Regions from separate parts of the Homo sapiens genome. Here region 2 is linked to region 1. The links are chromatin contacts, found by Hi-C or POLR2A ChIA-PET in ENCODE. All regions are on one chromosome and are shown on one strand. The core of a region is the stretch at or near the end of the contact, and the rest is flanking DNA. Distances in the headings are between cores, read along the strand shown. Region 1 overlaps ETV6 (ETS variant transcription factor 6). Region 2 overlaps ETV6 (ETS variant transcription factor 6).

Region 1 (3,504 bases), core at 162-2,661:
GCAATTCTTTTTTCACATAAATAGAAGAGCCAAGAGAAGAACAGCGTCTTTGACCTGATGGTGTTAAGCCTGCAATCTGGGTAAAAAGGAATTTGCGGAACACTCTGGATCTGATACTGAAAAGTTGAAGAAAGCAACATCTTGCTTATTACCCTTGTGTTTAAGACCATTTGGGGCCGGGCGCGGTGGCTGACGCCTGTAATCCCAACACTTTGGGAGGCCGAGGCGGGTGGATCACGAGGTCGGGAGATCAAGACCATCCTGGCTAACATGAAAATTAGCCGGGCATGGTGGTGGGCGCCTGTAGTCCCAGCTACTCGGGAGGCTGAGGCAGGAGAATAGCGTGAATCTGGGAGGCTGAGCTTGCAGTGAGCGGAGATCATGCCACTGCACTCCAGCCTGGGCGACAGAGCAAGACTCCTTCTCAAAAAAAAAAAAAAAAAAAAAAAAAAAAAAGATCATTCGGAACCGAATATGTGAAGATCAGGGCTGTGATCTGGTGAATTGGGAGTGATTTATGCCACCCAAGCGAGTTGACCTGAACCGCTGGGGTCCATCATCCTGCTTCTGTTTCTGCACTGGCATTTGTGTTAGTATTTGGTGGAAGGTGGTTCACTTTTGGCTGAAGTTGGTGGATGTGGGCAGAGCAGGATTAGTTCCTTTCTTCTGCCCTCTCTTCTAGCAATGCTCCAAGGATGCTTTGGAAGACTCATTATTCAGAGCTGCAGCTGGACTGCCTTAGACATCTGCATTTCTCTATCTCTGAAATAAGGGACTCAAACAAGAGCATCACTCTTTTCCTTTCCAGCTCTAAAATTATGTGATTTTTCTTTCACATGGTAAGTGAAATAGTCATCTGAGCTGCTGTAGTAGGTTGAGCTTATTGTATCCCAGATCTGAGTGGTTCAACTCCATGTTCATGCTGCCCAGTTCCAAGAGCACCTCTGTGGCCTTCAAACAGTTGTACACAGTCTGTAAACTGCTCAGCCACTTCTCCCAGTCTTCTAAGCAGGCAAAGACTCCTTATCTCTTAGATCTAAAATCATTAGGTAGATTTTGATTCCAAGGGTCAAAGCACAGCATGGTAGGCAGCAAGCTCTCATCCAAGCCCGTATTTCAGCAGGCAGGCGATGCTGAGGTGCTTTAGGCCTTCAGTGCACACAGATAGATGCTTCCCCTGAGCCTCAGGGAAAGCTTTATTTTGCCCACGTTGTATTCCTTCCTGCATCGTATATGTTAATGTTGCTCTGCCACTCCAAATACAGCAGTGTCTGCTCAGTTCCATTTTCTTCCTTTTGCAAAGAGCAGGCAACCAGCTATGCCTTCCTGAGAGCAGACAAACCTGGAGCCAAGGGGGCCACATTTTCAGCTTCAATAGCAATTGCTGCAGCTCCCTTATTTCATCACCTATTAGGATGCGCAGGCGGCGCTAAGTGACACATAGCCCATAAAACATATCTGCTTCCTGCTGATTTCATGGTTCTGGAGGACAGGCTGTGCACAGGGATTCAGACAGAGTGTAGTAACAAGCAGGGGTGCTATGGAATATTCATTTATCCTAAATAAATATCTTTTTGGCAACTGCTTTTCCCTATAGTGTAATACAGTAACGCTATGGGGCATGTATACATGTGTGTGCATAAGGAACATCCGTCCATCTCTAGCTGTCATGTCTGAGAACATTAATAAAAGGCTCGACCTCATGCGCCTGCAAGTGATCACAAGACAGTTACTGAAGCATTCAAAGAAGCAATGTCTTTGTCATCTGACTCATTTTGAAAACGCATGAGAATGCTTTCCCAAGGCAATTTCTTACAAAATACACCGTGGGACATTTTTCCTATAGTTTATTGTTGTTGATGATCATCGAGAACTTTGTACCCAGAGACACTCTACACTGTGAGTGTCCCCTGATATTCCCTCCCACTCAGCCTGATCAGTGGTATCTGACCTCCAACTACTCGCTGCAACAACCCGTTCTCTAGCTGAGTGGGCCTGGACTTTGAACAGAATTAACAGCCTGGAAGTGGAGTTCTCAATCTCAACAGCCCCTTACCTCATGCAAATTTCTTTTGAGCTGAAAAGAACAAACAGAATGCCACCTTTTAAAACAACCTTCTTCGAAACATGGGGGGAAAGTCAGGTTTTATATAAATCAGAGAGATAGAAATAAGGCCCATAATAAAAAACTTGAAATAGATTTGGGAAGTTTCCGAAACTTCCAAAAACTAGTGGTCCAAAGTGGGCAATATTTTTTGTGTGCATTGAGAGGCCCTTCCTGTTTCCTTGGTCCATGCTGGTGTCTTGCCCCGTTCCAGGAACCCTGGGCTCCCCTGTGCTGAGCAGCCCCCACACCTCAGCCCAAAGCCTCACCCCTTGCCTGACCACACCCCATTTCTTTTGGCACAGCTTCCCAGACTTACAAGATGTCTTGAAGTGACTGAATGGAGTTAGTGTTCGGCAGGACTGGCTAGGTAACTACTGGGACTTGGTGCAGAATGTAGATGTAGGGCTCCTTGTTCAAAAATTAGGAAGAATTTCAAGATAGCCACAGCAGAGCATTAAAACAAACCCAGGTTGGCTAGGTGTGGTGGCACACTCCTGAAATCCTAGCACTTTGGGAGGACGAGGCAGGCGGATCGCTTGAGCTCAGGAGTTTGAGACCAGCCTGGGCAACATGACGAAACCCCATCGCTACTAAAAAAAAAAAAAAAAAAAAATTAGTTGGGCATGGTGGTGTGTGCCTGTAGTCCCAGCTACTTGGGAGGCTGAGGTGGGAGGCTTGCTTTTAAGCCTGGGAGGCAGCCTGGGCAACAGAGTGAGACTGTGTCTCAAAAAAATTCTCAGACAAGCACAGGACCTCTGTATGACTGCACAGGTCACAGGTCGCACACTCACGAAGCCAGCCCAGTGCTCAATACTGTATTTTAGAATAAGCAGGAATCAGTTTAGGGCTGCCAGACTTGCAGAACAATCACTGTGAGGGCTGATGGCAGATCCCTGATCTGTGATTCAGAAAGAGTCATTCAGACAGGCATTGCCCAGAGTCTGGGTTCTCTCTCTCCTGAAGTTGTTGAGGCTGTGCAGAATGTATGTGTTTAGTGTTTCATCCAGTCTGTTAGGGTAATCAGTGTGATTTCTCTGGCATCTCCAGGACTGGAAGCAGACCAGATTTAATCAAAGCTGTTGAAGCTGCCCAGGGACTGGCTAAGCTGCCACCCTGTTAGTGAGGCCGCTGGGGAGAGGGAAACTGAAGCCTGCACCACGGGGAGCCGTATACTGGAGTCTGGAATCCATTTGCTCCACGCAGGAGGCCTGCATCTCAAGTCAGGAGGCACTGCCTGGAAATCTAGCATCATGTTGATACTCTTTGGTGAAGGAAATGTGGTCCTTGCCCCAAGTTATCTCACAGTCCCTTTGGGCAATCTCATGCATATTAAAAATACCGACAAACATAGACCCACGAAAGATCCTGATCTTTTAGGTCTGTCATGTGATAGAGAC
Region 2 (3,369 bases), core at 286-2,785, 120 kb after region 1:
TGCCCAGAATCAAATGTTAATTCATGGCAGATCTGGGAATAAAATCCAGGCTCCTGTCTCCCAACATGTTTGTCATCATTAGTTTAAGAACATCTCAGAAAGTCTGAAACAGGGTCAAAATGTACTGATGAATGTGGCTGCCCATTAAAGCATGGAATTGAAGAAATATTAGAAGTAAGTTTAAGGGCCTGGGTGTGTCACTGAAGGATATGACACAATATACTGGACCTACTCGGGAGAGGGGAGAAGTACAGTAGAATTTTTAGTAACTTTCTTAATCACAGCAGTTCACTTTCTCTGTACAAAATTCTTTTCAAATATTCTCTGAAACTAATTGGCATTAAAAATGCTGATCTTAGTAAATGGCCCTCAAGAGGCACGCTATGCGCACAGGGAATAGTATAATATAGGTGCAGAGTAATGGTCTCTCTCCTTCTCTCCTTTTTTTCCTTTTCCTAATGATCATTAACATCTATATTCTTTGACTTTGTTGAATTAAAGTTGCAAGAGATGGCCGTAAATAAAGCAAGTTATGTATGTGCCTCCCTCATTCTGCCCATGCAGCTTCTGTTCCATTTGCAGCTGTGAGCCGTGTAAGACTCTCAAGACCAAGCACCCATGAGTGCCTGGGAGCAAGTAGCCTGTGAAGGGAGGACTTTATTCCTGGATGCATTAAAAGCAGAGTCCCACCTACACCTCCCTCCTCTTCCCATTTATAAATCTACTTCTCCAGGGATCTACAGATTTTTTGGCTATATTTTTAGTCTGTTGATAATTTGAGAAAGTCTCCAAGGATCTAAGTCTTGGATGGGTAGGAGTCAATTCACTCAGTCTTTTTTGAATCCCTAATGGATGTTCAAAACCAGTCTCAATTCTGGATCTGGATGGGACATGCATGTCGAAGTACAGTGTGATGGATAAGAGCACAGATTCTGGAACCAGATTGCCTGGGTTCAGATCTCCGCTTCTGTCATTACTAGGGTTATGTGACCTTGGGCAAGTCCCTTAAATGCGTTGGGCCTCAGTTTCCTAATCTGAATCCCTATCATAGGGTTGTGTGAGCATGCAGTTGAATGAGCTAATATCTATTCATATAAAGTGCTTAGAGCAGTACTAGGTGCATAGTAGTGCTTAGTAAATGACTATTAAGTAAATTAAATCAGCCTGATTAGAATTGCCTCCAGGTGCAAGGCTCTATCCCATTTAGACACGCTAACACACAAGGTCTTAAGGGCTTTAGGTTTAAGGAAAAGGGGCTTTTTCCCCCCTCAATTCTACACCACAACCTTTTTATTCTATTGAATTACAAAGGAAATAACAGTGGGACTTGACTTTGAACACCAAAGTTTATCCAGCCTCTTTCCAGCTCGGTGAACGTGTCCACCTACTTCACTCTTTATGCTAAAGGAAGAGCAGCGACGCTGATAAATGTATTGAGTGGCCTCGAGCAGGTGGCTTGCTCTGTCAAGATCACTTTTGTATGACTGCTGGGATCACCACAGTCTCCCCTGTAACTTGCTGGGTTCCTCTTGTACATAAGCCGAGGGCATTTGCATCGGTTCCTGGTGAGGGGGTTTCCACACGGTGGCCCTGGTTGCTTCAGGGGCTGGGCTGTGGGAGACATTAATGGGAAGTGAAAAGAGAAACTGTTGTGCTTAACCGGCAGAGCTGTTTGGAGTGTGACTCTTCTTGTATTTAGGGAAAAGATTACTCATGAGTATTTTCTTCCATAGAATATAAAGAACCTCAAATTACTACTTGCATCCCCCACCCCCTTCTCACCCACCTCCCTCCGTTGCAGCGTGTCCTCTGCAGAAACTTCAGCATTTTACTCTCAATTCCCCTCCCAAGCAGGATTCAGTTCTGTATTTGCTTTGGGGCCCATGTTTCCAATAAGCCACCCTGTACTTTTTCCTGTTTCTGCCTGAGCATCTTCTGCTCACTGGACCTCTCACCTCCAGGCACCTTCCTAGGCCTGAGGAACCAGACCTTCACATGTGTCCCCTAATGGGAACTCCCTGTGTGAAGGAGAGGAAGGTCCATAATAACAAATCGCAGCGCCATTCTTGTTCAAAGGTGACACCATTGACAGTAAGGAGTTAGGTTTAAGGTTTTTACCAGTTCAAAAACTGAGATTTTGCTGAGTAACCCTCACTGCCACTCCCACCTCCCTGTGATTCTAGATACGTGTTTTCAAGGTCATTGGAGAGAGCTGGTACTTCCCATATCCATGGACTGTTTTTAATAGGCATCACTTTCTGGCCAGTCAGGAGTCAAAAACAAAAACTTTTAGTGGCTGTATTTTATTCTAAAGATCATAAAGCAGTAATGCACCATAAATTATTATTTGAAATTCTAATTTGTTTCCATGTGAAAAAAAAATTATCCTAAAAACACCAAGAAAAAAGCTCTTAAATGCTCATCTCTAATGATTTCCAGTGCCCAGTAGTTCTTTTTTTGGTGCACTACAAAAAAGGAATTTTGGTTTTGAGGGGACTTCCACAGGTTTAGAGGAAGCCAACTACCATTCCTCAAAACTACACTTTGCAAAGGAGCCACTTGGAAGACAATCATGCCCAGAGGCCCTGGACATTTTCCAGGGCATTTGAGCCGTTTGTTCCCCACTTCAGCAGGTAGGAAGAGCAGCCCCATATAGCAAACCAGATTGTTCTTTGGCATGCCTGGTTTAGGATGAAAGGTAATTTTTTCCAGGATCAAACTGAGGGACACTTTTATAACACACTTGTGAAGTCTTCGTAGCAAGTTTAAGTAACTTATAGTGAGAGACGGAAGCTCCTCTTAGCAACACTGATGCCATTGCTCTGTTTGAGCTATTGATTCACACCATGTGATTTTAGAGAATGAAGATCCATTGAACATCCAGCTTCTTCTGACCCAGCAGTTCTTAAATTTGGTCTCATGTCTCCTTTTGATTCTTAAAAATTAATGGAGACCCCAAAGAGCTTTTGCTTATATGGGTTATAGTTATCTGTAGTTACCATATTATTACATAAATTAAACCTGGGTATTTACAAAATATTTATGAATTTAGCAAGTAAAATAGCCAACTCTATATTAATGCAAACATATTTTAAAATATATTTTCCCAAACCAAAAATAATTTGTGAGAAGAGTAGCATTGTTACACATTTTTGAAAGTCTCTTAAAATCTGGCTTAATGGAAGATGGCTGGACGCTCATCTCTGTTTCTGCATTCAATCTGTTGCAAGATCACATCATATGCCTTCTAGAACATTCCACCTAAGAAAGAATGAGAGCGAAAAAGGCAAATAATTAATATTGTTATGACAAGATGTTTTACTTCATAGGCACCCTACAAAGGTCTCGGGAACCCTGATGGGTCCCAAG

Evidence for each region. A loop is a pair of places that touch in the nucleus more often than their neighbours do. ChIA-PET counts read pairs that join two places held with the same protein, here RNA polymerase II (POLR2A). Pooled maps may share reads with other maps.
Region 2: a loop to region 1 is called in a pooled map, with 3 times the contacts of the local background. The contact joins two enhancer-like sites. A Hi-C loop is called at or near these places in 9 of 37 single-sample maps with no recorded cell type and 8 of 50 pooled maps. POLR2A ChIA-PET finds 5 or more read pairs at or near these places in 5 of 52 experiments (B cell, H1, OCI-LY7 and 2 more).

The regions. Positions count from the first base shown.
Region 1 is chr12:11,715,905-11,719,408 of GRCh38, forward strand. All of the region lies in intron 1 of ETV6 (ETS variant transcription factor 6), which reads left to right. LOC124902879 (a long non-coding RNA gene) reads left to right here. Exons shown (of 2, transcript XR_007063212.1): 1 at 1-2,474; 2 at 3,155-3,504. Among named protein-coding and RNA genes, the nearest start is that of ETV6, 68 kb to the left of the region's middle. Within about 2 kb of position 1,412, at least 13 of the 41 ENCODE cell types and tissues checked have a DNase peak (open chromatin) inside an H3K27ac peak, as active enhancers do.
Region 2 is chr12:11,834,921-11,838,289 of GRCh38, forward strand. All of the region lies in intron 2 of ETV6 (ETS variant transcription factor 6), which reads left to right. Among named protein-coding and RNA genes, the nearest start is that of ETV6, 190 kb to the left of the region's middle. RefSeq lists an enhancer at 1,495-1,724. Within about 2 kb of position 1,536, at least 15 of the 41 ENCODE cell types and tissues checked have a DNase peak (open chromatin) inside an H3K27ac peak, as active enhancers do.